Linked DNA regions of Mus musculus: region 2 is linked to region 1. A link is a loop called in an ENCODE intact Hi-C map of the cell type or tissue named here. Cell type or tissue: gastrocnemius. All regions are shown on one strand. Each heading gives the region's core, and the rest is flanking DNA. Links, peaks and the distances in the headings are about the cores only.

Evidence for each region. Hi-C counts contacts between places; a loop is a spot of excess contacts. Peaks named below come from ENCODE experiments on the same cell type or tissue, not always from the same donor. Only the 100,000 strongest peaks of a DNase experiment are listed, where the experiment ranks them.
Region 2: a loop joins it to region 1, with 4 times the contacts of the local background. A loop is called at or near these places in 18 of 42 quality-filtered maps.

Annotation. Positions count from the first base shown.
Region 1 is chr11:93,496,353-93,512,261 of GRCm38, forward strand. The region is part of intron 5 of Car10 (carbonic anhydrase 10); the gene reads left to right. Among named protein-coding and RNA genes, the nearest start is that of Gm24856, 91 kb to the left of the region's middle. In gastrocnemius, for the core only: a CTCF peak has its summit at 7,321 (motif pointing right); a DNase peak (open chromatin) is centred at 7,356.
Region 2 is chr11:93,793,843-93,809,751 of GRCm38, forward strand. Gm35148 (a long non-coding RNA gene) reads right to left here and starts at 14,513. Exons shown (of 4, transcript XR_388958.2): 1 at 14,491-14,513; 2 at 12,997-13,100; 3 at 623-827. In gastrocnemius, for the core only: no CTCF peak of the experiment used is centred there; a DNase peak (open chromatin) is centred at 7,296.

The DNA.
Region 1 (15,909 bases), core at 5,099-10,098:
ATGTCGTTGAAAATACGTGGCCACTGTCTACCTGTTTTGAAAGTAACTCCCATTTATATCATCCAAAGAACAGATAGTGACTATCTATCACAAACAACAGTGAATAAGACAGCTACGGATCCCTATCTGTCAGCTGTTTTCCATCCAGTGGGGGGAGGCAGATGAGAAACAATGAGAAGACTAAATGAGCCCATCTGAGCCCATTTGTAGCATCAGAATATAAAACAAAGGCTACGAGGACTTACACAGCAGAGAGAGGAGATGGAGAGTCAAGCATGAAGACATGAGATACAAGTCTAAGCAGGGTGGCCAGCCTGGGTCTCACTGAGAGAACAGTATTTGTTAGGTTGACAGGGAGATTGTCCAAGGGAAGAACCTTCTAGGTGAGCACAGTAGCTCCGAGTGGGAGAGAGCTATGAGCATTTACACAATAGCAGAAACTGTGGGCTTGGACTTGAGTGCTGGGGCTGATGGAGATCCTATGGGTCCTCCTATCATTGACTCTGTGTGGTCATTGGCTTTTATTGAAAGTCTCTCTGAAAGCACACTGACAGAATTCTCTTTTAATGGGCAAACATCAGTTCCATGAGTTTGTTCTTCTCACCTGGGGTGATGAAGGTCCAAGGTCATCCAAACAAGAATGTCAAGGTTGGATTTAACTTGGAACTTCTGATATCATGACAATGCTTAGGGTGGGCCTAGGTTTCTCTCCACACAAATGGCTATTTGCCTATCTCCAGCTCTAGCTCAGTAGGGAAATTTAAAAACTGCAAAGCCAGAGTTTGTGAGTGGGGGCTTTCTTTAAGGAGTCTGTGATCTAGCAGAATAACCTGTCTTCTGATTAGACTGTTAATTCTTGGCAGTCCCAGAGTGGGTTATACTCCTTAAAAATATCTCCCTGTGCACACAAGGAGCTGTGGGTAAATGCTGCTGAACAAAGAAATGGAAGGAGTAAATGAAGATAATATAGACTAGAGCTTTCAAAGTGCCTAAATTATGCCCACTATGTCATAATCAAAATTCTATAGTCATAATGTCAACCCTAATGAAGTTAATGTCAATATTAACAGAGATTTTTGAATTTATATGTTAAATTATTCACAAATTCAAGGTAAGTGAATTCTTCAGGGCACCAGGGAAGAACAATGGAATGGCTGAGAGCAAGTGTGTTAAAATAATTCATTTCCATTCTTCATCTCAGCTGTGGAATCGCTCCCCAGATCAAGACAGGGAGCTTGTCTTTGACAGTGCTAGAGGCCAAAGTCTGGAGTTCCAGGTAGCAAGCTTACCCGGACTGGGCAGGGTGGCCTTTGAGAAGCCTGGCAAACAGGAATTGAGATCCCGATGCTGACCATGCACAGAATAAACACAACTTCAAGAGGGTGGTGCCCGAGCCATGGGGCTTTTCTTGGGGCATTTTTACATTTATGTCTGGGGAAGGAAAGCTCAGTTCATTGAGCAACTTCCTGGTTCGTCCACTGCAGATGCTCACAAATGGAGATTTGTGCCACTATCCCACTCACTCCATCCTGACCTACAGGTAGCTCTGGTCTGTCCCACTAGGATGACATCATGATGACTACCATCCTCTTCCTTTGGGCTTAAATATCTATCCTTTCATATTGTTGCCCAAAAGCAAGGAGGGAGTTGCTGAAGTGCAAGGTAAAATGTAAAGACAGAAACTTTAAAAACTGCGATTTGCTTGAGGTTCAGCTTCAGACGTGACCGTCACCATGGCAACCATCATTGTCATCATTTTACAAGTGTTGAATGAGGTCTTGGTTTATTTAGAAAGCAGTGAAAGAGAACTAGAAATACAGATCGGCAGTTAGGCGTGCTCGCTGCTCTTGCAGAGACTCTGTTCCTTTTCCAGCATCAGGCAGTACAATTGCCTGTAACTCCAGCTTTAGGAGACCTGAAACCCTCTTCTGGCCTCTGCAGGCACTTGCATACATGTAGTGCACATAAATCCACTCAGGCACATACACATAAATTAAGTTAACAAATCTTTTAAAGAAGCCAGTGACAGTATACCTAATGGATGAGTCACATTCATAGCACTGCTGTGAAATAGCCAGACTTAAAGAAAAATCTCATTTCCAAATCTTTTCCAAAGCTAGAAACTGAATGGGTTACTCCTTGTTGTTCTGACCCACAACAACAGTTCATGAAAAACTGAAGAGGTTCAAGGAAAAGTCACGTCTCCTGCTTTAAGGTACAGACTTGGATTTGAAACAATCGATTGGACTCACAGTCTCCATATGTAGTGGCTGTGCCAGAAGCACCTGTGGGGTCATCTCTTCCAACACACCTGCAGAATCGTCACCAAATGCCAGGGAAGGCAAGCGACCTGCCAAAGGTCACTAACATTCTGTGTTAGAATTAGAAGTAGATCCTGACTTTCCTGGCACGATAGCTCAGTGCTTAATGTGTCACACTAAATTTACAGTTCTACCAAACCCTGGGGTTCAAGAGGCATTTTAGGTAATTTAGGTGAGTCACCCACTAGAGAGTAAGGAGATCCCCCAAATCATATCTCCTGCATCTGCAAGCAGAATACCATCTTTATAGACACAAGACACAAGCCTCAAGACAACAAGACATGGGCCAGTTATTCACAAGCATAAGCAATGAGAAATATCCACAAAAGATACATATAGAAGTCACCAAATTACCCCTCCCAAAAAAAGGACCAACAGGGTCAAACCAAGGATAAACAGGATTTGGTTGCAAGAAATATAGAAAGAAAGCTCAGAAAATGCAGTCCAGTGATGCTTCCCTGGGTCTCAGAAGGAAAACTCAATCACACTGTTGCGTTCAGTAATTAGAGACAGGACTATAGAGATGGCTCCCTGGAGGAAATCTTCACCCTCGAAGTAGAGGGCCTGAGTTTGGATCCCCACAATGCCTGTAAAACTGTGTTGGATGTAGTAGATATCTGTAATTCCAGCTCTTGGAAAGCAGAGACAAGGAATCCCTAGGGAGAGCCAGAAATCCCTGGCTCACTTGACTAGCTATAACTGGTGAGGTCCGGGCTCAGGAAGTGCCCCGTCTCAGTAAATAAAGCAGAGAGTTCCATGGAAGACATTTCTTTTATTTAGGGTTTCTCCTGCTGTGACAAACGCCCTGACCAAAACCAGCTTGAGTAGGGACAGGTTCACTTCCACTTGCACATCACAGTCCATCATCAAAGGAAGTCAAGGCAGGAACCTGCATCTAGAAACTGAAGCACAGGTCACAGAGGAACTCTACTGACTGGCTTTGCTCCTGATGGCTCAGACTGCTTTCTTACAGAACCCACAATGACCAGCCCAGAAGTGGCATAGCCTACCATTAACTTGACCCTCCCATATCAGTGAAGAAAATGCCCCCATTTCTGGTGGGACTTTTTTTTTCCTCTCCATTGAGATCTCCTCTTTCCAAATGACTCGATCTTGTGTCCAGTTGACATTAAACCCACCCAGCACAGCACCCAATGTCAACTCCAGGCTCCCATGCATACATACAGACAAACACGCAGATACACTCACATGCACACACATGCACATATGTGCCAAACACATGTGAACACATATGTATACATACTAGGCACACAGCCATGCTCGGGAAAATAAAAGAACCTAGAGCTATAAACAGTGTCTGCGCAGTTTGAGGGTTCCCACCCACATGCACCAATTATCTCCAGAATGGCTCTGTTACAGTCAATAAAAGCCATCTAGGTACTAATGCTGTCTATCCACCTTGTGCATGTACTGCTCTGCAATTCAAAATAAAGCCATTTAAAACTCCTGGATTCATCTGCTCTGACATATCGATAAACCTCTTTTGAAACAAAGCTAATCATCTCGACGGCACTGACTTAATTGCTCACCGGTTGACAGATAATAAACAGACCTGAGGATTAAAATATGAACTAATTACTGTACTCAATTCCATTTACTTGATTTCATGTTCCATTAATTTTTTTTTGCATCATTTCTGGTGGAAGCCTTAGATTTATGGTCACCTCAAATGAGTTATGCCACTTAGCTGCCTGTGGCATGCCCGTGTTCAGAATCAGTTGGAAAAGGGCAGAATCCTGGTCAGTAAATACTGAGGCAAAGCAGTGTAGGATATCGTAAGTGAAGGTAATTATCCATCCCCAAATACCAGCCAGAGTCAGTGTCTATAAATCTATCCCTAGCTCAGTGCTGAACCGGCAATGCTAGAATCATGCTCATGATTATTCATTGGCTCTGCTCATTAAGGCAATCCCCAAGTGGTAACCTCTGCTGGAAGTGGGCTGGAGGGAAGCAGAGATAGCCTGCAGAGGAGAAAGGGCATTGACCTATGAGTCAGTCATGCACACTACACAGGGCGACATTTTAACCCAGAGTATCCGATTTCAAGAGCCTGTTCAGTTATTTAGTGGCTGTACAGTCTTGGTAAAGGGAGAGCTGCATAAACCATCCCTAGCCTTTGTTTGATCAATCATGGTGATGGTCCTGTATGGATTTCAGAGTATCTACTGAGCACCAGTGGCAGCACAACAGAAGCCCTTCCTGTGGTGGGGCCCTTTAAGTGATAAAGAAAGCACTGTTTGAGTCGTTTATTGGCCACTCTAACAGTGCTCAGATTTCTTGCAGATAAGATTTATTGAATAATTACATGAGTTAATGTCACCACTCCCAGCAGCTGTACGTTACTGAGCATATACAATGTTATTGGGTACGATATAATATAATCATAACCAATCCACGCAATAAGTGAGAGAATTAGTGCTCATCCGTACCATTTTATGCATGAAGAAAAGAAACTTGGAGAGTTGAAAGGAGCTGCTTTCAGCCCTGCCCCTGGTGGGTACAGGGAAGAGTTAGGATTTGAACCCTGATCTCTGACTCAGGCTTATACAGTGAAGACATCTCTGGCTCTCACTCATCAATAGCTCCTTGATTTCAGTTCAGTCTAATTGCTCTAACACTAAATGTCCTACTGTGAGACCGGACGTGATCTTTTGGTTCCTCTGAGTTCTGCTTTAAAACAGTTTACACCTGCTACTGCCACCCCACCCCACCCCCACGGTAAAGTGAGACAGGAGCCTGCCTCTCTAAACTGCACCTCAGGTGTGAAATACAACCCACATCAGTCTGGGTGCTTGCTGAGGGCTGTGGCTCCTTCATGCACTTTCCCCATACAGAGGAGCAGGATAGCAACCCCAGGGAGGTATGCACAGGGGTGCAGTTGTAATTTCCTCTCTTTGCCCAGATACAATAAGCATGGTGTTGTATACCTGTAAATTTGTATATAAACATGTTTACTGCTTCCTGCCAAAGCACGGGAAACTATTCCTCCGTTTCAAAGGTGGTTTGGATGGATACATTCTCTTGCTTTGAATAGTATTTGCTGAGCTAGAAATTTCTGGAGTTGGCCTTGAAACCAAATCCTGCAGGAGCAAGTTGGCAAAATGAGCTTAGCCTGGAGGTTTTAAATCACACTTCCAGCCAGAAGGGGAAACTCCCCAGGGATCACAGGTCTCTGGACCAGGACTCAGTACTCCTGTGCCAGGCCTTCAAAGCAAATCACTATGACTAATTGTGTATAGACCCAAATGGCCACCGCAGCACAGATGCTCGTTCTGTAAGGTCCACTATGAGGGGTCAAGCATCTCCTGTCCGTTGCACCTGCCTCCAAGGGCTGATGTGCTCCCCTGGCCGAGATGCCCAGCTATGACTTGCTTGCATGAGCAGCTGTTAACACTTTAGAGGTACCAACTGGTAGGCTTATTAGTTCCTGCATTTAGTTCATCCATCACTTGCCAGTTATGACAGTGGGCAAGCTATTCAACTTCCTAGTACCTTAATGATGAGTTTCCTCATTAATGAAGCAAAACAAATAATGATGCCTGTACTATAAGGAGATTGTATCCCCGCCCCAGCTTTAATGAATTTAGTGTATGAACAAAACTATTCAGTGATTCAACCGAACAGTGTGATGTGTTCTCACAAATACTCTCACTAAGACCACTATAACCATGTAGATCACTCTGAAGAGCTTGTGGCCCCTCACCGTCAATAGTCCAAGCCCCAACACTGGTAACTTAACTGTTCATTAAGCTAGCACTATACCGTTGACATGCTCCAACTTTTTATTTTATTTTATCACACTGTTGTAGAATGCTGTCATCCAGGCATGGAATGGCTGTTGCCTTCTAGACTCTCTGCAACTGTGATTATCCCTGGGAGATAGGGGCCATCACAGAGAGGAGGGAAGGCTCAAAGGGCAGCCTACTAACCACATAAGACCCCACTTCCTTATAGGGATAGACTCACCATTAAGGATTGCTGGGATAGGGGGCATTTACTCGTTGGTGGTTAGCCATACTCCTATAGGTAACCCCAATTAAACTTAGTGGTTTACCAAGCTAGACTTCAGTGGAGTTGTTTGTTTGATTTGTCTGGGTGGGCAGATGTTTCTTCACAAATTCCTCAGGAGAAAGTATCACACAGCACAGACAGACAAGTTGACTTGTTTCTCTTTTGGAGAATACTTCTCTAAATTCTAACAGACAGAGAGTACTTGTATAGCCTGCACCACAATCAAGATTCAAAATGGTCTGCCCAGGCAAGGTCTTGCCTTCAGCAGCTGCTCCAAACAGCAGCTTTCGTTAGCAGAGACAGGCTTCCTCAGGCTTCCCCCAGCCCTTCGCCCCATCTAACAAAACTCCAGAGTGGCATCCAGGCAGGAAGTGAGCATCAGAAATTACATCAGCCATTGTGAGTGGCTTCAACACGCAGGGCACTTTGCTGCTTGACAGTTTCCTTGAGCTGTCATCAATGCTGCCAGTAGTAGGGCTGCCTGGGGGAAGAAATCCCAGCATCTTTGCAAAAGGTGCCATCTCCTGCTGGGGCATGTGTCCTCATCAGGACTGGGACTTTTCCTAATACCCACTGTGGTGGTTTATAGAGTTCAGATACTTCCTGTGGAATTGTACCATGGTGAAGCCATGAAGGCTCCTCCCTCATGAACATGAGTACCAGCCTTATAAATGAGAAACTGTGGGGAAAAAAATGACCAGGCTGACCCTCTACCTTCTACCATGAGAAAATACAGCACCTGTCCCATCTCTGGAAAATATATTCCTTATCCAACAACAAAATTCACTAGAACCTCATTCTTAGATTTCCTATCCTCCAAAACTGCCAAAGGAAGTTTTATGTTAATTAGTCAGCTTCAGTTATTCCATTACAACAGCACAACTGGACTAACGTACTTAGGACTGAGTGCTGGGAAGACTTCAGAGTTGGAGGGCAGTTGAGGAAGTATCTCCCTATTCCAGACACCAGGGGGCGCCCTTCCAAGTCCCCAGAAGGTGTATATTTATATCATACTTTCTTTATCTATCCCTCTGTTATTAAGCTGTTCTTGCAAATGGCAGCAATGAAGAGGCTATGTCCCTGCCTCTCCAAGTCCAGCTGTTGAAATAGGATAATCAGTCACCTGACCTGGTTCCCCTGGCAACAGGTGGATCTAGACTAATGGTAACAGCTCCTGCATTCACTCACAGAAGGACCCTGCTTTGAGAAACCTGTGTACTATCTTCCATAGTGACCACATCTGTGTCCATTCCTCCAGTGGTGTATAAGGATTTCCCTCACCCATGCACTCACCAGCCTTTGTTACTTGGTTTTTTTTTTTTCACTGAATGCCAAGGACTCCAAGTCAACAGATTGCAGAGACACTTGCATTATCACATTTATTGCAAACACTGTTCACAAGAGCAGAGTTCTAGAACCAATCTTAATGCTCAACAACAGAGGGATGGATAAAGAAAGTATGATATAAATATACACAATTAAAGGTTTACTCGGCCCTAAAGAACAGCTGTTTGCAGCTGTTTGCAGGAAAGCTGGTGCAACTGGAGATAATTACATCAAGTGAATTAAGCTGGCCTTGGAAAGACAAGTATCATCTCTTTTCTCTCATCCATGGTTCCCAAGATTTTATAGAGATACATACAATCATTTATTATTATATGACACAAAGCAGAAGTTAAACTGTCTAGAGATTCAAACCATTCCAGTGATAGGTGGGGGCTGGGGGGGGGGAGAGTTCAGGGAGATGGGAGGATGTTCTCAACATACAAAACATAATTGCATGAAAACTCAAAAATTAAATAAATTAGAGCAAATAAGTATCCTGGCTTACTTGGTTGATAAGTACATGGTCACTCTAGGTCTAGATGGTCTTATGCAAGCCACTTAGCCTCTCCTTTCCCCCACCCAGAAAATTAAAGGGTTAGAGTGGTCCACCCATGTCCCGCTATAGTCCACCCATGTCCCCTATAGTCCATCCATGTCCCTCTATAGTCCACTCATGTCCCCTATAGTCCATCCATGTCCCCCTATAGTCCATCCATGTTCCTCTATAGTCCACTCATGTCCCCTATAGTCCATCCATGTCCCCTATAGTCCATCCATGTCCCTCTATAGTCCATTCATGTCCCCTATAGTCCATCCATGTCCCCCTATAGTCCATCCATGTTCCTCTATAGTCCACCCATGTCCCCTATAGTCCATCCATGTCCCTCTATAGTCCACTCATGTCCCCTATAGTCCATCCATGTCCCCCTATAGTCCACTCATGTCCCCCTATAGGCTTATAGAAGCAGAGTCTCACTTTGAAGTTCAGGCTAGCCTTGATTCACAATCCTCCAGCCTCAGCCTTTCCTGTGTTGTCATTTGAAGACATTTACCACCATGTCATGGTAGAGATAAAGTCTTCTTCTGTAATCTCGTCGTACCTATATTAATTGAGGGTGACAGTGCTACCCAAAGTGTCAGAACCACTGGAGTGTAAGAAAACCCCTGTGTTATCTTGGAGACCTTCCTCTGAGGAGTGGGTATACACTTTGTAAGCAGTCACTCTCATACCTGCCTTAGGGGAACTCTTAGGAGGTTACATCATTGTATGTGACACCAGAAGGTAATGCTCAGATTGTTCTGTGCATGTGTGCATGCGATCTTGTGCTACTATTAAAATTGTGAATAGCTTCTTCCTGCTGCCATCAACATGCTGTTAGCATGCAAGCACACAGACACACACGTATTCTATCACACCTATGTAACTCACTGCCCTTGTAGTTAATAGAGTATTTCATTAGGAGCTATGGACTCCCTTTGAGACCTTTTGTTTTATATGATTTAATTACAAATTAACTGATTTCTCTAAATCGGTGGCCCCACGGAAGGACGCCAGGGAATCACCATCTTCATTCTTTAGGCTGTCTCTGTTCTAGTCTACAGAGAACCAGAACAGCCGATGACGTTACCTTAAACTCTCTGTACCTCCCTTCTGATGTGGGCATCTAGCCTCCTTCTTGGTCACATGCTACAGAAAGCATTTGCCAACTCCTCTTTTAAAACATCTGGGGCATCCAAACCCTGGATCTCATCAAGCTCTAGTGGCACTTGTAGAGTTCTCCCTTAGCTTAATTTACATTATTTTAATTTTCTTAGGGCCATCTTTACTAAAGGGTGGGTTTTTTTGTTTTGTTTTGTTTTGTTTTGTTTTGTTTTTCCTTCCCTTAATTAAAGAACAAGTTGGTTTCAAAGCACTCAGAGGGAGCCCGGCCCCTCCCATCTTCCTCTCTTATCATTTTCCCTACTACTGCCCCCTGTCTCTCTCCTGAGTGCTTCATAGTTTCTTTTTTTTTTTAAAGGTATATAGATCTTTTTTTTCAATTAGGTATTTATTTCATTTACATTTCCAATGCTATCCCAAAAGTCCCCCACCTGCTCCCCCACCCACCCACTCCCACTTCTTGGCCCTGGTGTTCCCCTGTACTGAGGCAGATAAAGTTTGCATGACCAATGGGCCTCTCTTTCCACTGAAGGCCCACTAGGCCATCTTCTGATACATATGCAACTAGAGGCATGAGCTCTGGGGGGTACTGGGTAGTTCATATTGTTGTTCCACCTATAGGGTTGCAGATCCCTTTAGCTCCTTGGTTACTTTCTCTAGCTCCTCCATTGGGGGCCCTGTGATCCATCCAATAGCTGACTGTGAGCTTCACAGTTTCTTGCAGCACTTGACTCCTCAGAGCAGAAAGGAGATTGTCCCCGATCATGTTTATATCACTGTGAGGACACACCAGGATGAACAAAGCAAGTTCCAGAAGAGAACCGTTTATTCAGCTTAGACTTCCACAGCACTGTTCATCATCAAAGGAAGTCAGGACAGGAACTCACACAGGGCAGGAACTGATGCAGAGACCATGGAATGGTGCTGCTTATTAGATTGCTCCCCGTGGTTTGTTTAGCCTGCTTTCTTACAGAACCCAGGACTACCAGCCCAGGGGCAGTACCCACAATGGGCTGGGCCCTCCCCTATCAATCACTAATTAAGAAAATGCACTACAGGCTTGCCTGCAGCCTGATATCGCAGAGGCATTTTCTTAATTAAGGTTCCCTCCTCTCAGATTGCTTTAGCTTATGTCAAGTTGACATAAAACTATCCTGCACAGAGATGAAATGGCAAGGTGAGCTACATATACACCAGACTAACCTTGAACTCACTGTGTAGCCAAGGATAAGCTGAGCTCCTGGCCCTTCTGCCTCTACCTCGGGAGTGCTAGGATTATGACTGAGCATCACCATAGCCACTTTTTATGATAATGAGAATCAACCCTAGGGAATTATGTCCTTTACCCAGGCAAATATCCTACCAATAAGCTACTGTCCTGGAAACATGCAGCAGTCTTGGAGATGACCATCGGGGTGGTATCTCTGTCTCTCAGAGAGGAAACAGCTAAATCTAGTCTGTGAGATTAGACAATACTCTGAGCCACAAACAGTGCCAGCCTGTGGTGTGCCTTGTCTGTCCTTTAAGAGTATAAATCACTAAAGGTATTTTAGTAAGGCAAACACAAATCACAGAAATGTTCTCAACTGAGGGGTAAGTAAGCTAACAGAAGAACTTGATGAGAAGCCTTTAAAATATGCCACAGGACTCAGAGTGACTTGTTCTAGTCAGCTTTAATTGCCACCTGACACAGCCTTGAAGTCACCTGAGAGAAGAGCCTCACTTGAGATAGCCTCTAGCTCAAGACCATTCTGGACTAGCTGGCTTGCTAGCTGGCTGCTCATCCCAATTCCAGATTCCTCAATGAAGACATTTGAATTTTCTAACATCTATCTAATATCCCTTTCACCCAGTAGGCTATTCATGCTAGGCATGGTAATGAATATACGCAGGTCTTAGAGACCTGTCTGTCTGATGGGAAGGACAATTATCTGGCAAAGAGAGATGCCACAATCCATGATGACATCCCAAAATATGACAATTTGATGAATAAGGTATATCTATCACCCTATTCTGATTAACCTGACAAAACTCAGAAGCTGAAGTAGGACGCATCATTATCTAGATTTAAAAGTTAAAAAAGAGTAACTGTATCACGCACACGCGCCTGTGTGTGTGTGTGTGTGTGTGTGTCTGTGTGTGTGTGTACCCAAGTATGCACATGTGGAGGTCAGAGGTCAATATTGGATATCTTTCTCTATTATTCTCTATCTTACTTTTTGAGGCAGGGTCTCTCATCGAACCTAGAACTCACCATTTCAATAGACTAGCTATATCCACAAGACCTAGGGATCCCACTCACCATCCCGCCCTGCCTCTTCTCTGACCTCAATGCTAGGATTGCAGATCACTACAGTGGGCTTTTACATGTGTGCTGGGAATCCAAACCCAGGTCTTCGTGCTTGTATAGCAAGCTTTTTACCCACTAAACCATCAACCCGCCCCTAGAGAGGATCTAAAGAGAGAAGTACGAACATGGCTGACATAGAATGAGAGCATCCCAGACAAGCAGAATCACCCTCTGTTAGTATAGAAGCATGCATGCAGGCAGCACAAAACAGAGAGATTTAGTGTCTTATGACTGTCACAACAGTCTGACTCATCACAGGGATCTCAATGGTCATCCTAGCTTCCTCCTATCTACTCATACGTCTAACCACCCACGCTGCCATGCATATATCATGGGCTGGCCTCAAAGACATCACCCCTGGAGTTAGTATCAGACAAACAAATATGCGGATACCAACTCTCCCATTTTCTGTATACCCTTTTACAAATTACATAGACTCTCACCAAATGAAGGCAATGATAATTTAATAACATCAACTTCTGGGGATTCCTGACTGAATGAAAGGAAATGACATCAGGTACAGAACAGAAGTGTGGTGTCTGGACAGAGGAGGTTTCAAGTGTGACTTTCCCCCTTCCCTCATTATTTGTCTTCTTCTCCAATAGTTACTTAGAAGTCTTTTATTTATTTGAAGGAAGAGAAAAATAAAACAGTAGGCTCAGAGATAGGCAACTTGACTTAACAAAGGGGTGACATCTTCCGCCTGACCAAAAGAAAAAATAACAGGAGGAAAGGAAAGGAAAGGCAAGGAGAGGAGAGGGGAGGGGAGGGGAGGGGAGGGGGGGAGGGGGGAGGGGGGAGGGGAGGAGGGGGGAGGAGAGGAGAGGAGAGGAGAGGAGAGGAGAGGAGAGGAGAGGAGAGGAGAGGAGAGGAGAGGAGAGGGACATTTCTACCATAACAGTGGCCGCCATTTCACATCTGTCAGAGTCCAGAATTCAGAGCAAAAAGTTTTATTTTTTTGCTGCCCCCAATGACTTGTAGACTGAGGTCATTTTCACATTCTTGGCCACCTTGTATAAAGGACGATGCCTGTTCTTTCCTGGTCACCTTTGTCAGGAACTATAGGTCACAAGTATATGACAACTGTAACTAGGCAGTGGAAAACCCAAGGAATCCTTCTGTCCCTCGTGATGAACTGTCTTTTCAAAGTCCCAGCTTAGAACACTTTCTAAAAGCCTTTTGAGTAGCTAAGCCCAGGTTAGCCTCCCTGGGATCATTTTCTCACTATTCATATTTTGACAAATGCCAACAGGTTAGAAGCACGCAGCTTTCCTGAGCAGAGACCAAGTTTAATCAACACTGAAGGTGTTATTTAAGGTTATTTAATTTTAATGTTCATTTTAATTAAAAAAAAAAGTTCAGTTGCAATGGATCTTTAATATTGTAGGTGCCGGATTTTATTTTTCAATATTGACAGGCATTTTATTTATTTTCCGAAAGTAAAAGAATGATCACTTGGGTCAAAGGCTGGGGTCAAGGTTAAGTTCGTAAAAGCACTGCTTTCCTAGCCGTAGTGTGACTGGCTTCATTTCAAGCATGCATCAATCCCTTTAACCTCCCTTAAGTCCCTGCTGATTCTCTAGACAGATTTGCAAAACATGTCAACCAGGAAATAATGACCAATGTGTTCAGAAAAATAATCCAATTTGGGAAATGCATTCCTGCCTCCTAGGGCTTGCCAAAGTCTGAGCAGAGTGTTCAATGCCTCCTTTGTCAAAGAAATGAAACAATGTCTAATCCAGAACGATTCCTAAACTCCACCATTTGGCATGATGAATTCTATGTGTTCCCCTATGAAAAAACATGCTTGAGCTCCTACTGGGTGAATCTGCGAACCTTCACAGTATGTATGAATGATGTGCAGCCCGTGACCTGAGAAGAAACCCTTTCATTCCAGAGCCTCTCTAGCTGCATACCATGGTAGAAGGCGTTCTCTGCCATGAGAGTGGACAGGAACTGCTATGCTCTAGCCAGAGCTGCTAGCAGGGGTCATGATAGCACTGGCAGTGTCTGCCTACACTTGTCTGTCACCATTTCCTGATCTATAAAACAGGCCGGAGAGTGGCGCAGCCTAGGCCTTACCGGCTTATCTTCTGCCCCGATACTTTGGTTATTTGGCAGAGATTTCTATCCCCGACTTATTTTGCCTTCCCTGATGGTGTGACTTGGCCTCCCTTTCATGATTTCTACAAAGAATGTACCCTCAACATCCACAGCATTCTTTCTTGTCACCAGACCAGGTAGAGAAGACAAGAGAATCCCCTACTGTCTGAACTGTAATGAAAGGGAAGAAGTCTGTAAGCCTAAGAGTGCTAACACTCCTTTCTAAAATAAAATAAAATAAAATAAAATAAAATAAAATAAAATAAAAATTCAGCATCAAGTGGATCAGCATCAAGGGTCATAGTCTCCTATTCACTTGTCAAAGAATCCAGTTAGTGAAAGAAAGTGCCCAGGGCATAAATATGTACTCTGAACTCCCCCCCCCCTCAACCCAGGAGCTGGTATTCTAGTGTCCAGAGAACCTGATACTGGAAACTGAGATGTATACGAATGTTTGTGAGCACACGTGTACATATGTATGTATGCACATGTTTGTATTTGAAGACTTAAAGCTAATATGGGAAGAAGAGCTGGATAGGCAGTTTAGGGATATGAGAGGTGAGGGTGTACTGCTCTTTTGCATAAGAAGTTCAATTTAGGTATCCCTTGGAAGGGGCCATTTGATCATAGCATTATCCAATATAGGCATCCCTTGGAAGGAACCATTTGATCATAACATTAAAAGATATGATGTAGCTGACTGTGAAGGCTGGCTGGAGAACAGGGTTTCCTTACTTGGAGAATCCAATGCAAGGCTTAAGTATGGCACTGAGAGTGCCAGCGAGTGCTCAAAATGCTCAGCTGAGCTGGAGCTGGACTGGAAAGAGATTTGAGAGGTGGGAGCAGGGAAATGGGATGGGGGAAGGTTAGGCAGTGTTGCTGAGGAAGGATGGGGAGTTTCTGGACCAGTACTGGAGCCTCGCTTTCCCTCTGGTGGGTGAGAGTGTTTGAGCAGGAGTATGTCAGCCCATCAGTGTCCTGTCTCTTCCTACACTGGAAGCTGTGCCCTATCCCTGCCCTGCTCTTCCCTTGGTCTTATCATGACCAATGCAATCAGAGCTGAGCTTGTCCCTATTCTCCCAGTCACTCTCCATTGTGTCACCTCATTTTAACAATCAGTTCAACCTTGATCGTTCGCTGATCACAGTTCTTGTCTATTTATCCACTTCATTAACTATTTTTTCTATCTCTTTTCATGAAAAAACCAATCTTTACTAATTCCAGTCCTTTTAACATGAGGAAAGTACATAGGGACTCCTTTCCAAAGAAAAGAAGGTGGAAAAGAAAACAGTACGTTTTATGAAGGATCTGGCAAGTGTCTCAAGGCAGACAGATTAACAGTGTGATGTGAAGGGAACTCTGCCTTTGTGGTGTGCACAAGGCCAGTGTGATCATGAGATAGCATCAGAAAAACATGCTAACTGAGGATCTTCGTGACTGATAAGAACCCTTCCGAAGTCTTAAGATTGTGAAAATGAAGGGAAGGCTGATGCCTGTCACAGATTAATGGACACTGGGGAGAGACAGCAACTAAAGAAATGTGAAAGACTGGAGTAGAGCCTAAACCAGGGAAAGCACGGTGCTGGGAACACTGTTGGATTGTGGTGTCCAGTTAACAGTCTGTGTTCATTTCTTAACCACAACAAAAAATATTGCAAGGTAATTTAAGATACTACTTGTCTTAGTTAGGGTTTTACTGCTGTGAACAGACACCATGACCAAGGCAAGTCTTATAAAAAACAACATTTAATTGGGGCTGGCTTACAGGTTCAGAAGTTCAGTCCATTATCATCAAGGTGGGAGCATGGCAGTATCCAGGCAGGCATGGCGCAGGAGGAGCTGAGAGTTCTATGTCTTCATCCAAAGGCTGCTAGTGGAAGACTGACTTCCAGGCAACTTATACCCACACCCACAGTGGCACACCCATTCCAACCAGGTCACACCTATTCCAACAAGGCCACACCTTCAGATGGTGCCACTCCCTGGTCCAAGGATATACAAACCATCACACTACTAAACATTAAAAGAAAATGAATCAAAGGTATACAAAACTTCCTATAATACCTTATTGATAAATCTAAAATTACCTCAAAAACAAAAGATTGGGACCTGGAGAG
Region 2 (15,909 bases), core at 5,257-10,256, 300 kb after region 1:
GGCTACACAAAGAAACCCTGTCTCAAAAAAAAAAAACAAAAAAACAAACAAACAAAAAAACTATATGTGCATGTATGTGCATGTATATTTAGAAAGAACTTTCTGGAATGGAGAAAATGTTCTGCACTGTACAGTGCAGTGTCAACAGAGAGGCAGCAGAGTGAAGAGATGAGGATTTTCAGGAGTTTCCCCAGCGGGATGAGACATTGACATGTATTTTTTACCAAGCTACAAGAAGCAGAGGCAAAGTGTGTGAGTGGATCCCAGTTGTTTGGGGGAAATCAATCAACAGAGTGGTAGATGGAATATGGAAGCAAACAGAAAGCACAACAAAGGAAATGCCAAAGGGACCATGTGACAGGACATCCTCTGTGAGGGCCACAATCTTGACCACTGGGTTCCATTCTCCATTCAGTCCTGGAAGGAACTAGAGATGCCAGCAGGGCTTATTTCTTTCAGCTCCTGATGGGTTCCCAAAGGGTCTCCCCTGTTCCATGCTCTCCACATGAGATCTCCACAAAGAATCTCCACAACTGCATCTCAGGAGGCCCAGCTTCCACTCCTCATCCCACCCCGCAGCTGCTGTTTTAACTCCAACCACAATCTTCACACAGGTCCATACCTTATAGCCAGCAGTGGTACCCACTCACACTTCATCTCTTCTTTCATGAGACTGTCTTGTGCTTACTAAAACAAAGCCTCCTTGCTCCAGACAGGGCTGGAGGCTCAGACTGAGGCATTGGTCCAGAGTGGGCTGAATTCAGAGTGGGGGAACCTCAGCATCCAGGATGACAGGGTGACTGGATACATGAAGAACGGCCATCAACCTGGAGTCCGTAACAGAGAGAAAGGAGTAGAAATGAGAGTCAGGTGTCAGTGAATGGGAAGGAGGCCTGTACTGGCTGGGTTTCTGTGTCAACTTGACACAAGCTGAAGTTATTCCAGAGGAAGGAGCCTCCCTTGAGGAAATGCCTTCATGAGATCCAGCTATAAGACATTTTCTCAATTAGTGATCGAGGGGAGAGGGCCCAGACCATTGTGGGTGGTGCCATCCCTGGGCTGGTTCTGGGTTCTATAAGAAAGCAAGCTGAGCAAGCCAGGGGAAACAAGTCAGTAAGGAACATTCCTCCATGGCCTCTGCATCACCTCCTGCCTCCAGGTTCCTGCCCTGTGTGATTCCAGTCCTGACTTCCTTTGGTGATGTACAGCAATGTGGAAGTGTAAGATGAGTAAAACCTTTCCTCCCCAACTTGCTTCTTGGTCATGATTTTCTGTGCAGAAATAGAAACCCTGACTAAGGCTAAGGTACAGCGGCACTTTGAGAGCGGTCCTCGGGCAGACTCCTTGGTTGGTGGAATGTGCATGACTCAGAAGAAAGAGTTATGAGCTGAAAAAGAGACCCTAGCACAGCCTCAGAGAAACCCCTCCTGGTTAACTTGTAAGCTGGCATGTTATATGTATAGAAAGACACTGCTGGGATCCGCCAGCCTGAGAGGTTTGTGCCTCAGGCCCCAGCGGCGGCGGGAGTCTCCTTGGCTCCAAGACTCCGCGGAGGGCAGGCTGCACGGGTGGCGGTGTGGAATACAGAGGCCAGCCGTTTCTGGGACGGGCGAGAGCCACAGAGCTTCTGAGGTGGCGCCATCTTCGGCTCCAGACAACCAGCCACCTTCCTGGTGAGTGCACAGGGATCCGCCAGCCCGAGAGGTTTGTGCCTCAGGCCCCAGCAGCGGCGGGAGTCTCCTTGGCTAACCTAAACCACAGAAAGACCCAACAAATATAGAGAACTTCAGACCAATTTCTCTTATGAATATTGATGCAAAAATCCTCAATAAAATTCTCGCTAACCGAATCCAAGAACATATTAAAGCAATCATCCATCCTGACCAAGTAGGTTTTATTCCAGGGATGCAGGGATGGTTTAATATACGAAAATCCATCAATGTAATCCATTATATAAACAAACTCAAAGACAAAAACCACATGATCATCTCGTTAGATGCAGAAAAAGCATTTGACAAGATCCAACACCCATTCATGATAAAAGTTCTGGAAAGATCAGGAATTCAAGGCCCATACCTAAATATGATAAAAGCAATCTACAGCAAACCAGGAGCCAACATCAAAGTAAATGGAGAGAAGCTGGAAGCAATCCCACTAAAATCAGGGACTAGACAAGGCTGCCCACTTTCTCCCTACCTTTTCAACATAGTACTTGAAGTATTAGCCAGAGCAATTCGACAACAAAAGGAGATCAAGGGACTACAAATTGGAAAAGAGGAAGTCAAAATATCACTTTTTGCAGATGATATGATAGTATATATAAGTGACCCTAAAAATTCTACCAGAGAACTCCTAAACCTGATAAGCAGCTTCGGTGAAGTAGCTGGATATAAAATAAACTCAAACAAGTCAATGGCCTTTCTCTATACAAAGAATAAACAGGCTGAGAAAGAAATTAGGGAAACAACACCCTTCTCAATAGTCACAAATAATATAAAATATCTTGGCGTGACTCTAACTAAGGAAGTGAAAGATCTGTATGATAAAAACTTCAAATCTCTGAAGAAAGAAATTAAAGAAGATCTCAGAAGATGGAAAGATCTCCCATGCTCATGGATTGGCAGGATCAACATTGTAAAAATGGCTATCTTGCCAAAAGCAATCTACAGATTCAATGCAATCCCCATCAAAATTCCAACACAATTCTTCAACGAATTAGAAGGAGCAATTTGCAAATTCATCTGGAATAACAAAAAACCTAGGATAGCAAAAAGTCTTCTCAAGGATAAAAGAACCTCTGGTGGAATCACCATGCCTGACCTAAAGCTTTACTACAGAGCAATTGTGATAAAAACTGCATGGTACTGGTATAGAGACAGACAAGTAGACCAATGGAATAGAATTGAAGACCCAGAAATGAACCCACACACCTATGGTCACGTGATCTTTGACAAGGGAGCTAAAACCATCCAGTGGAAGAAAGACAGCATTTTCAACAATTGGTGCTGGCACAACTGGTTGTTATCATGTAGAAGAATGCGAATCGATCCATACTTATCTCATTGTACTAAGGTCAAATCTAAGTGGATCAAGGAACTTCACATAAAACCAGAGACACTGAAACTTATAGAGGAGAAAGTGGGGAAAAGCCTTGAAGATATGGGCACAGGGGAAAAATTCCTGAACAGAACAGCAATGGCTTGTACTGTAAGATCGAGAATTGACAAATGGGACCTAATGAAACTCCAAAGTTTCTGCAAGGCAAAAGACACCGTCAGTAAGACAAAAAGACCACCAACAGATTGGGAAAGGATCTTTACCTATCCTAAATCAGATAGGGGACTAATATCCAACATATGTAAAGAACTCAAGAAAGTGGACTTTAGAAAATCAAATAACCCCATTAAAAAATGGGGCTCAGAACTGAACAAAGAATTCTCACCTGAGGAATACCGAATGGCAGAGAAGCACCTGAAAAAATGTTCAACATCCTTAATCATCAGGGAAATGCAAATCAAAACAACCCTGAGATTCCACCTCACACCAGTCAGAATGGCTAAGATCAAAAATTCAGGTGACAGCAGATGCTGGCGTGGATGTGGAGAAAGAGGAACACTCCTCCATTGTTGGTGGGATTGCAGGCTTGTACAACCACTCTGGAAATCAGTCTGGAGGTTCCTCAGAAAATTGGACATAGTACTACCGGAGGATCCAGCAATACCTTTCCTGGGCATATATCCAGAAGATGCCCCAACGGGTAAGAAGGACACATGCTCCACTATGTTCATAGCAGCCTTATTTATAATAGCCAGAAGCTGGAAAGAACCCAGATGCCCCTCAACAGAGGAATGGATACAATAAATGTGGTACATCTACACAATGGAGTACTACTCAGCTATTAAAAAGAATGAATTTATGAAATTCCTAGCCAAACGGATGGACCTGGAGGGCATCATCCTGAGTGAGGTAACACATTCACAAAGGAACTCACACAATATGTACTCACTGATAAGTGGATATTAGCCCCAAACCTAGGATACCCAAGATATAAGATACAATTTGCTAAACACATGAAACTCAAGAAGAATGAAGACTGAAGTGTGGACACTATACCCCTCCTTAGAATTGGGAACAAAACACCCATGGAAGGAGTTACAGAGACAAAGTTTGGAGCTGAGATGAAAGGATGGACCATGTAGACACTGCCATATCCAGGGATCCACCCCATAATCAGCATCCAAATGCTGACACCATTGCATACACTAGCAAGATTTTATTGAAAGGACCCAGATGTAGCTGTCTCTTGTGAGACTATGCCGGGGCCTAGCAAACACAGAAGTGGATGCTCACAGTCAGCTAATGGATGGATCACAGGGCTTCCAATGGAGGAGCTAGAGAAAGTAGCCAAGGAGCTAAAGGGATCTGCAACCCTATACGTGGAACAACATTATGAACTAACCAGTACCCCGGAGCTCTTGACTCTAGCTGCATATGTATCAAAAGATGGCCTAGTCGGCCATCACTGGAAAGAGAGGCCCATTGGACAGGCAAACTTTATATGCCCCAGTACAGGGGAACGCCAGGGCCAAAAAGGGGGAGTGGGTGGGTAGGGGAGTGGGGGTGGGTGGGTATGGGGGACTTTTGGTATAGCATTGGAAATGTAAATGAGCTAAATACCTAATAAAAAATGGGTGAATTTGCTTCCTTTTTTTCTAGAGCTTTTAGATGTGTTGTCAAGCTGCTAGTATGTGCTCTCTCCCGTTTCCTCTTGGAGGCACTATGAGTTTCCCTCTTAGAAATGCTTTCATTGTGTCCCATAGGTTTGGGTACGTTGTGGCTTCATTTTCATTAAACTCTAAAAAGTCTTTAATTTCTTTCTTTATTCCTTCCTTGACCAAGGTATCATTGAGAAGAGTGTTGTTCAGTTTCCACATGAATGTTGTCTTTCCATTATTTATGTTGTTATTGAAGATCAGTCTTAGGCCATGGTGGTCTGATAGGATACATGGGACAATTTCAATATTTTTGTATCTGGTGAGGCCTGTTTTGAGACCAATTATATGGTCAATTTTGGAGAAGGTCCTGTGAGGTGCTGAGAAGAAGGTATATCCTTTTGTTTTAGGATAAAATGTTCTGTAGATATCTGTCAGGTCCATTTGTTTCATAACTTCTGTTAGTTTCACTGTGTCCCTGTTTAGTTTCTGTTTCCACGATCTGTCCATTGATGAAAGTGGTGTGTTGAAGTCTCCCACTATTATTGTGTGAGGTGCAATGTGTGCTTTGAGCTTTACTAAAGTGTCTTTAATGAATGTGGCTGCCCTTGTATTTGGAGCGTAGATATTCAGAATTGTGAGTTCCTCTTGGAGGATTTTACCTTTGATGAGTATGAAGTGTCCCTCCTTGTCCTTTTTGATAACTTTGGGTTGGAAGTCGATTTTATCCGATATTAAAATGGCTACTCCAGCTTGTTTCTTCAGACCATTTGCTTGGAAAATTGTTTTCCAGCCTTTCACTCTGAGGTAGTGTCTGTCTTTTTCCCTGAGATGGGTTTCCTGTAAGCAGCAGAATGTTGGGTCCTGTTTGTGTAGCCAGTCTGTTAGTCTATGTCTTTTTATTGGGGAGTTGAGACCATTTATATTAAGAGATATTAAGGAAAAGTAATTGTTGCTTCCTGTTATTTTTGTTGTTAAAGTTGGCATTCTGTTCTTGTGGCTGTCTTCTTTTAGGTTTGTTGAGGGATTACCTTCTTGTTTTTTTTAGGGCATTGTTCCCGTTCTTGTATTGATTTTTTTCTGTTATTAACCTTTGAAGGGCTGGATTCGTGGAGAGATAATGTGTGAATTTGGTTTTGTCGTGGAATACTTTGGTTTCTCCATCTATGGTAATTGAGAGTTTGGCTGGGTATAGTAGTCTGGGCTGGAATTTGTGTTCTCTTAGTGTCTGTATAACATCTGTCCAGGCTCTTCTGGCTTTCATAGTCTCTGGTGAAAAATCTGGTGTAATTCTGATAGGCTTGCCTTTATATGTTACTTGACCTTTTTCCCTTACTGCTTTTAGTATTCTATCTTTATTTAGTGCATTTGATGTTCTGATTATTATGTGTCGGGAGGAATTTCTTTTCTGGTCCAGTCTATTTGGAGTTCTGTAGGCTTCTTGTATGTTCATGGGCATCTCTTTCTTTAGATTTTGGAAGTTTTCTTCAATAATTTTGTTGAAGATGTTTGCTGGTCCTTTGAGTTGAAAATCTTCATTCTCATCCACTCCTATTATCCGTAGGTTTGGTCTTCTCATTGTGTCCTGGATTTCCTGGATGTTCTGAGTTAGGATCTTTTTGCATTTTCCATTTTCTTTGATTGTTGTGCCGATGTTCTCTATGGAATCTTCTGCCCCTGAGATTCTCTCTTCCATCTCTTGTATTCTGTTGCTGATGCTCAAATCTATGGTTCCAGATTTCTTTCCTAGGGTTTCTATCTCCAGCGTTGCCTCACTTTGGGTTTTCTTTATTGTGTCTACTTCCCTTTTTAGGTCTAGTATGGTTTTGTTCATTTCTATAACCTGTTTGGATGTGTTTTCCTGTTTTTCTATAAGGACTTCTACCTGTTTGGTTGTGTTTTCCTGTTTTTCTTTAAGGACTTGTAACTCTTTAGCAGTGTTCTCCTGTATTTCTTTAAGTGAGTTATTAAATTCCTTCTTTATGTCCTCTACCATCATCATGAGAAATGCTTTTAAATCCAGGTCTACCTTTTCAGGTGTGTTAGGATGCCCTGGACTGGGCGAAGTGGGAGTGCTGGGTTCTGATGATGGTGAGTGGTCTTGGTTCCTGTTAGTAGGATTCTTACGTTTACCTTTCGCCATCTGGCAATCTCTGGAGTTAGTTGTTATAGTTGTCTTTGTTTAGAGATTGTTCCTCTATTGATTTTGTTACCCTCTATCAGCAGATGTGGGAGACTAGCTCTCTCCTCTGAGTTTCAGTGGTCAGAGCAGTCTCTGCAGGCAAGCTCTCCTCTTTCAGGGAAGGTGCACAGTTATCTGGTGTTTGGACCTCCTCCTGGCTGAAGATGGAGGCCCAAAACAGGATCTTTCCCAGAAGCTGTGTTGCTTTGGCCAGGAAGGTGGCCGGTTGCCTGGAGCCGAAGATGGCGCCGCCTCAGAAGCTCTATGGCTCTCGCCTGTCCCAGAAACAGCTGGCCTCTGTATTCCACACCGCCACCCGTGCACCCTGCCCTCCACGGAGTCCCGGAGCCAAGGAAGCTCCCGCCGGGGCCTGAGGCACAAACCTCTCGGGCTGGCGGATCCCTGTGCACTCACCAGGAAGGTGGTCGGTTGCCAGGAAGATGGCCGGTTGCCTGGAGCCGAAGATGGCGCCGCCTCCTGTCAAACACTTTCATGCCACAGCATGTGTGTGAAAGTCAGAAGACAATGGACAGGAATCAGTTTTCTCCTCCTACTGTATAGGTTTCAGCGATCAAACATAGTCAGGATCGGCATCACGTTTCTTTATAGCCTGAGACATCTCAAATAAAACCTTTCTTCAAGCTGAGCAGTGGTGGCGCACACCTTTAACACTAGCACTTGGGAGGCAGAGGCAGGTGGATCTCTAATTTCAAGGCCAACCTGGTCTACAGAGTGAGTTCCAGAATAGCCAGGGCTACCTACACAGAGAAACCCTGTCTCTAAGGAAAAGGGGGGGGGAGCAAGTTCTTTTCTCAGGGAAAACACCTTTGGCAGTCACTGCTGTCCCACACCAGGGACCTCATTGAATAACAACTGGCGGGAACTCAAAGGCAGCTACAATCTCCACGGCTCTGTGATGCCCCTGAACCAGACCAAGCTAGGGCACTGCACACACTTGAGCATCCTAAGGCAAGGCGACTGTCAAGAGTCCACATCTTTCCCACTGCAGGCTAAGTGAGTGTGTACTAAAGAGGAGCAGGCAAAGCAGCCTAAGCTTTGCATGCTGTCATGTGTCACTTCAATATTCATTGTCTTTCCTCCTAACTTAAATCATTTCCTCAGCCACAAGTCCACAATGTGACATACAGCTATCAGAGAGAATAACAGACACTCACCGCTCCAAGCTTGAGCCCTGAAATTCAGCAATAATTCTTCTGACATCTCAGAGAACATTCCATCAGTTGGTCAAAATGAATGAAGGCATCCAAATATATATCCAGGACTTATCAGGAGTTGAATTAAGTACATTTGCTTTTTTATAAGGGGAGGATGGAGATGGCTGATTCTTAGACACAGGGAAGTCATGGATTTACTACTTGACCGCAGGCTAAAGCCATATTAATTTTATGTCAGATGTATGTATCTAAGCTAAAAGAGGTTGACATGAAAGGTTTAACTCTTAAATCATATGTTCTTTCCAATAAGGTCATTAATGACAGGCTGAAATGTTGCTGGGATGTTTTACATGATGAATGTTTGTCATTTATTCAAAAGAAAATGCCATGGTGAGCCTAAAGGGTCATTTTCCTCCCACTACAAGGTAGTCACAAGGGGCAGAACTCCAAAGATGGAATCCAAATTGCTCTCTTTCCACCATGTTAATTACTCTTAAACTGTGCGAGGACAAGCCCTTTCTACACGGCCTAAGCAACTGGAGCCTACATTGCTGATCACCAAACTCTGAAAAAAAGGTGACAAGAGAGACCTAGAAGCTGGTCCTGAGCATGGTGCTATGGACATTTCTAGATCCTTGCTTGCAGGAATAACCAAGATAGCATTAAGCCAGAAGTGGGTGTGATTCAAGTTCCTCCAGGTGGGACAAGACTGTGAAGTAAAGACTTTATCCCCAGCATCCTCGCAGTGCTCATCGGGCATCCGCAGAATCCCTCCGGTTACTTCCCACAACCTAAGGCTGTATAGAAAGTTCAAGGTCATTGAGGAATGTGCTTAGATAGCTATAGATGGGCTAAAGATTGCGCTCCACTTCCTAGAGGATGAGTCCATATAAAATATATAAGAAGGAGCTGGAGAGGCAGCTCAGCAGTCTAGAGCACTCACTGTTCCTGCAGAGGACCCAGGTTTGGGTACCAGCACCCACATAGTAGCACCCACACAATCATCTGTATCCCCAATGCCAGGGATCCAGACATGCACATCCAGACACATACTTATATGCAGACAAATATACATAGACTTAATTTTTTTAAATAAATCTTTTTCTAAAGGTAGAACAAAGTAAAGCTCCATCCGTTAGTGTTCCTCCCAGCATTGATGGCATGTGTATCTTCATTGATCATTGATTATTATTAACTACAATACTCAACTAACAAACCTGGGTGCAATGGCCAGAATACTTCCCATATCCGGGGAGGCAGCTCGACTGCTCACACACATTTTAAACTCACAGTCCATCAACCCTCTTCCTGATAGTCTTACATAGAAGAGAAAGAACACGGGGATACTTCCCTGTGTTACAAACCAGAAAGTTGACACTCGGGGATATAAACAAGAAGTCCAAACCCACACAGCTCCAAGTGAGATGTGCCAGGACTGAGCCTGGAAGTTCCTATCTCTAGATCCACTGCTCTATCCTCTACACATTGCCAAACTTCTCAGCACCCAGTGTTAACTGCATGTAACTCTGAACACAAGCAACTATATAACCATGCCACTGTGCACTCCAAGAGACCCACAGGAAGCCTGAGGTCCCAGGGGAAAATGGCTGGCCATGCTTCCCCAGGAAAACCCTTCTGCTTAGCCATCAACAGAGCCTGCAGCAGATACTGCAGACAGTCTAAGATGCTAAAGCCATTCTCCAGAGCCTTTCTAAGAAGGTGGCTTTTTCAAATAGCATAAATGGGGGTCTCCACCATTAGCCTGCCACCATTAGCATCCTTTTTACTTCTAGAGGCCTGCCAATTTCATAGACTTCTGTTTGGAAAGTAGAGGGGGGAAAAATCTCCCGAGACAGGAAATGGGGCAAAGATCTAGGAGGGGCACGAGACACAAATCCGTGTGACTCTAACTGGCACAAACGCCCTCCAAAACCAAATCGCCTGCCTCCCCTGGACCCCAGGCACTAGTGCTTCAGGAGACTGATCATTCAGAGAAACAGCTGACTTCTTCTGTGTGCTGGGGGAGAGAAAAGCAATTGATTTTGTTTGGAAGAATTTTATGGTAGTCCTTTTTATTATCTCAAGAAGGGCCATGAAATCCTCTAAAGCAAAAATCAATTACGGCCACGCTCGGGGAGACCAGCACAGCCCTCTGGCTTATGAGCAACAGGCAGGTCTCCAGAGGAGATGCCCCTGGCTTGGAGTTGTTGCTGGTCCCGCTCCCTGCTGGCTTAGATCTATGTCATCCTCTACTGTTGTTCACAAAGCTCCTTCATCAGCTTTCAGAGGGCACTGCCCTGAGCCCACAGTGTGAGGCAGGGAGAGGTACCAGTCAAGCTGGACCAATTGATTTACTCTCCCACAAGTTGGAAGTGGGGCCCAGGGCCCTTTAGCATCTGAATGGGAAAGAACATAAGGGATGAGGGAGACGACACTTCCACCATATGTTCTGAAACACCAGAAAACCCCACTTGAGCAGGGAAAGAAGCAGCCAGCAGGCAGAAATGAGTAGAAATGGAAGACTGGATTCTGGTAAGTTTGCAGCATGTGGTACCCAATTACCGAACTGGGCATGGCTTCTAGAAAGAACTCAGGTAGATCCCAAACACTTCTTTTCTCAAGCTTGTATGTGCTGTTTACCATCAAATATGAGGGGATTGCTGTGTGTGTGTGTGTGTGTGTGTGTGTGTGTGTGTGTGTGTTTCTGTTTGTTGATACATACAAGACAAAAAATATCCACTGAATTTAACTGCTTTCATTAAGGGATGGTATGGTATAGGAAATATAGGTAAATCATAAAGAGAGAAAGCATTCTGTGGTTGCCAGGAGATCAGGAAGAGAGAAATAAAAGGCAACTGCCTAAGAGGGTGAGGCGTGTCTTGGAGATTATGACGATGTTTCACGAATTGAAATAAGTGCCATTTGAAAAGCAGTGTGAATACACCAGATACTATTGAGTCATGTACCTGTAGATAATTCACTTTAGTTATATAGATTGTACCTCAATTGAAACAAAAATTAATACTTAACTCCCATAAACACCAGGGAGTTCCAGTAGAGATGCAGACATTGCCAGTGAATTCGCTAAAGAAGTATCTAATGTATTTGTTCATCAGTGGGAACACACACATGCATACGCACACATCCCGTGGGCTGTGCTAAAGTTAGTATGGTGAACAAGAAAGACAGTTATTGACTTAGAAAGTTAAACGTGGATAGTTAACATTGAAGTCCTATGAGTGTCAATTGCTGTTGCCTGCCAACACCCACTCCTATCTTCTAACAAAGACCATACTCTCCATACACTAGCAAGATTTTACTGAAAGGACCCAGATGTAGCTGTCTCTTGTGAGACTATGCCGGGGCCTAGCAAACACAGAAGTGGATGCTCACAGTCAGCTAATGGATGGATCACAGGGCTCCCAATGGAGGAGCTAGAGAAAGTACCCAAGGAGCTAAAGGGATCTTCAACCCTATAGGTGGAACAACATTATGAACTAACCAGTACCCCTGAGCTCTTGACTCTAGCTGCATATGTATCAAAAGATGGCCTAGTCGGCCATCACTGGAAAGAGAGGCCCATTGGACACGCAGACTTTGTGTGCCCCGGTACAGGGGAACGCCAGGGCCAAAGGGGGGGAGTGGGAGGGGGTGGGTAAGGGGGACTTTTGGTATAGCATTGGAAATGTAAATGAGCTAAATACCTAATAAAAAAAAAATAAAAAAAATAAAATAAATAAAAAAAAAAAGACCATACTCTCAGTGGTTCAGAGAGGAAGCCAAGCCTACCCCCTCCCACAAGAGGTCAATCAGGACACTTTCATCCTCCTAATTGGCCCAAAATGAGCACATGATAAAAGGTAAACCAATGAGGTTGCTGAACAAAAGGATGCGGTTAGTGGTACCATTTGGGGTAAGAAAATGGAAGGGGAAGGAAGAAGGAGTGGGGGGGGGGGAGGAGAGGAAGAGAAAGAGGAAGGAAGGAGAGTTTGACAGAAGGGGAGAAGAAGGGCAGAGAGAACACTCAGAGCTCAATCCAAGAACTCACCCTCCCTTTTGTTTAAGCTTCTTTGAAGTCTGGTGTGCATTCTATTGCTGCATTATGAAATTCTTTCACTTCAAGGACCAAGTGCCATGTACCATGGATGTCTGTATTGGGCTCATCTATTAGAAGATGGCAGACTCTGTAATATAGCTTCATTATGTAGCATGGAATCTCAATGTTGAGTGACTATGGGACATTTGTACCCAAACTGTTGTTGCTGAATATCTCGAATCTTGATTTCTAAAATGTGTCATAGTCATTGCTTAGAAAACACTACAATACAACACACTGTCTTAAAGCCCTGAGGGGATAGGCTACACAGGAGCTATTCCTGTGGCCACTACTTCCAAAGCCCTAGAGGGAAGAGCAGATTGCTGGTACCCAGTGGTGGTATTTGGGTGGGTGAACCCCACCCTGCCCCACCCCCAGTAGTTTGCAACTCACTTAAGCCTGGATTGCTTGTGTGCATTTGCATCCTGCATCACATCCTTCATTCCTGCAGTCCTATGGCTGGTTCCCTAGCAACTCTGTTCCCATCCTATCCACCCACTCAGATATGTTGTCTATTCATCCTCCCTAGGTTATAGGATCACTCCCTGATGGTTGGATTCTCCTTCCTTCACCATTCACCAGGAAGAGAGTTCTCACACTCCACACATAGTGTTTTCATAGAGACCATGGTTTTAAAACATGCTACCACTTAACCTTGTTCTGTCAGATGGCCAGTGCTGCCCTGTGAGGTAGGAATTATTCTCTTCATTTTATAGATGAGGGAACTGAAGTTAGAAAAGTCTAGGAAACTTGCCTACAGTCATATAGCTAGGGAATTAAAGAACTATGGTGGAACAGCTGAAAATGTAAAAAAAAAAAAAAAACCCTTACCTTAAACCATCAGACTGCTGTCCACATGAACATTCATAAGTCGAACACTCCTGTTTGTGGAGTTTACCAGATCATCCTAGTCTCAGGTTCAGTAACACTTTGTGCTGAGAAAAAGTGAGAGAGACAGTGACAAAGAGAGAGAGAGACAGAAAGGGAAACAGAGACACAGAGAGAGATTTCATGCATGGGGAGACCAGAAGTTGACAGTGGATATCTTCCTCAATCTCCATGTTACCTTTTGAGACAGAATCTTCCACTGAACCTAGACCTTGTCAACTCAGTTAGACTGGTTAGGCACCAATTCTCTGAGATCCTCTGTCTCTACCTTCTCTGTTCAGGGATTACCGGCATACATTTCTGTGTCTGGCTTTTTGAAAATGTGCTGGGATCTAAATTTCTATCCTCACGCTTGCCCAGCTAACACTACAGCCCGAGCCATCTCCCCAGCCTCCTGCTTTCTGTTTTTAACTAGTATGAGATCTGACTCTGTTTCACCTTCCTAGATGTGACTTCTACACAGAGCCCACATTCTTGAGGATGACTTAGCCTTTCATACCATAGCTATCTCCCATCTCAGGAAACCACATGGTTTGATGGTTAACCTTAACTGTCAACTTACAAAAACTGAGAATTGCCTAGAAAGAGAGTCTCAATGAGAAACATTGGGTTGGCTTAAGGGCATGTATGGGTGGGATTATCTTAAGTTAATTGAAGCTCCCTAACCTACTATGGGCAGCACCATTCCCTAGACTAGAAGTCCTTAACTACATAAGAGAAAGAAAAAAGTCAGAGTGAGCACTACCAAGTAAGTGAGCCCACATGCGCCCATTACTCTCTGCTCTTGCCCGGGGATGTAATGTGACTATCTGCTTCAATTTCCTACTGCCCTAACTGTCCCACATGATGGACTATAACCCAGAATTGTGAGCCAAATAAACCCTTCTTCCCCCCTAAGTTGCTTTTATCTGGGTATTTCACCACAGCAACAGAAGTGAAAACAAGACACAGGGGCCTGAACATCAAACAATGGTTAAAAAGCATTGACTCCAAGAGGGCTATTGACAATCAGAAGGTTTGCATGTCCTATCAATGGTTATAGCTTTTATATAAGATGACAATGGTAATATTTATTCAAACTGATTCAACATGGCTGATGTTTTCAGAACTAATTTGTATTTTGCAGCAGAGAACTTGACCCCAGCAGGACTCTGCCCTGGCTTTCTGGGGTGTGCCAAGGGTGCTTAGAGTGACACCAAGGCTTGGGGAGGAGTCTTCTGGAGCAAAGAGGCATAGAGAAGACTCTAGAATAAAGTACTAAGCAAGGAGGAGACAGTGGGAACGTCTTCAGTTCGGTTTTTAAAATTCTGAAATTCCAGAAGATGCTCTCGCCCCAGCTCAGCCCCCAGCTGTTGTCTTTGACAAGGCTGGCCACAGTAGAACAGGTCTCCAGCCCCTTATAACAGAGTCTGCATACAGCACTGTGTGTCTGTGTACCTTGTCTCTCAGTGTGTGTGCCGTATTCCTGTTTTATAAGCCCAAAGCAGCGAGACGTTCGTTGGCCATGCCATATCATTCGATTCGACCTAGTGTTTTGAAAACTAGGAAATTCCACATTCACGAACAATTTATGCAGCAACCTTCGGTGAAAACGTGCTTTTCAAAACCAACACTCTGCACAGAGGAAGCATTTGGATTTCAGCGGGAGCAGCAGAGGACGAGAGAATGGGGCTCCCTCTGATTATACCGGGCTCTTGGCAGCTCCCGCAGGCGGACTCACCCTGTGACTATCGAGGGTGTCATCTGCTGGAACCAATGCCAGCCCTTTGTGTTCCATTCCGGAACCTGTTCGCCTCATTCCCTGGGAGATAATCCTGTCCTCCACTTCTGTTTGCCTGTGGATTTAAACGCTTCTGCCTCCCACCATGAAGGCTCCAGGCTCAGCCTGCCCCTCCAGCCCTAGCTTCCCAGACTCCATTGTCTCTTCCTTCCTGCTCCATGATCCTCTTATCTCCCTAGATCGCTTGCTATTCCCCAACTCAAGGCAGAATAGCTTCCGCACATTTTTTTTTAACGTCTAGAAAATGTATTACCAGGAAGAGGCTGGGGACCAGTGACCTTGTTGAGGACCTGAGGAGAGAGACAAACCTAGAGAAGTCAGGTGTGGTGGCACATGCCTGTAGTCCCATCACTCAGGGGGCTGGGACAGGAAGATTGTCATGAGTTTGAGGCCAGCTGGGCTACATATCGAAGTCTAGGCCAATAGTGTAAAATACAATCTCAAAAACAGAACAGCACAAGACAGGACAAGCTTGGGGGAGAGAGTAGCAAGAGCAGAGTTAGCCAGGAAAAGTAGGATCCTATCCAGGATAGAAAGGCCCTGATAAGACACCTACATGAATCTGAAGGGTCTGATCTACCCTGGGCAGGCTTCTTCAGGAGAAACATTCTTCAGAAACCATTCTAAGACTAGCAGAACAGCCCTGGGTAGGAGAGCTCTATGGTCAGGCTGGCAGCAGAGTCTAAGCCCTAGGGTTCAGACTACGTAGTTCCATTAGTCACCAAGTAATTCACCAAAGCCAAGTCCTTGCCTGTGCTAGTGTTACGTACAGTGCAGGCTTGTGTGGCCCAGTTATCCTAAGATTATTACCTGCTGGTCATCTAAAAGTTGAATTTAACCAGTGTCTTACAGTTTAGGATTACCAAGTCTTAACGAAGGGTGGAGAAGCTCCCAAAAGAATTCAAGAGTCTCTTGCCCAGCCTGTGCTTCAGCTATCCTGCCTCCCCAAACAGGACACCAACATCAACTAGGCAAAGAAGTTACTCTAGCCAAGTATAACTTGGTCAACCTGGGGAAAGGGTTATTCACGGGAGCAGAAATGATTGCTGCTGCAGTAGCAGCCAAAACCTCAATCC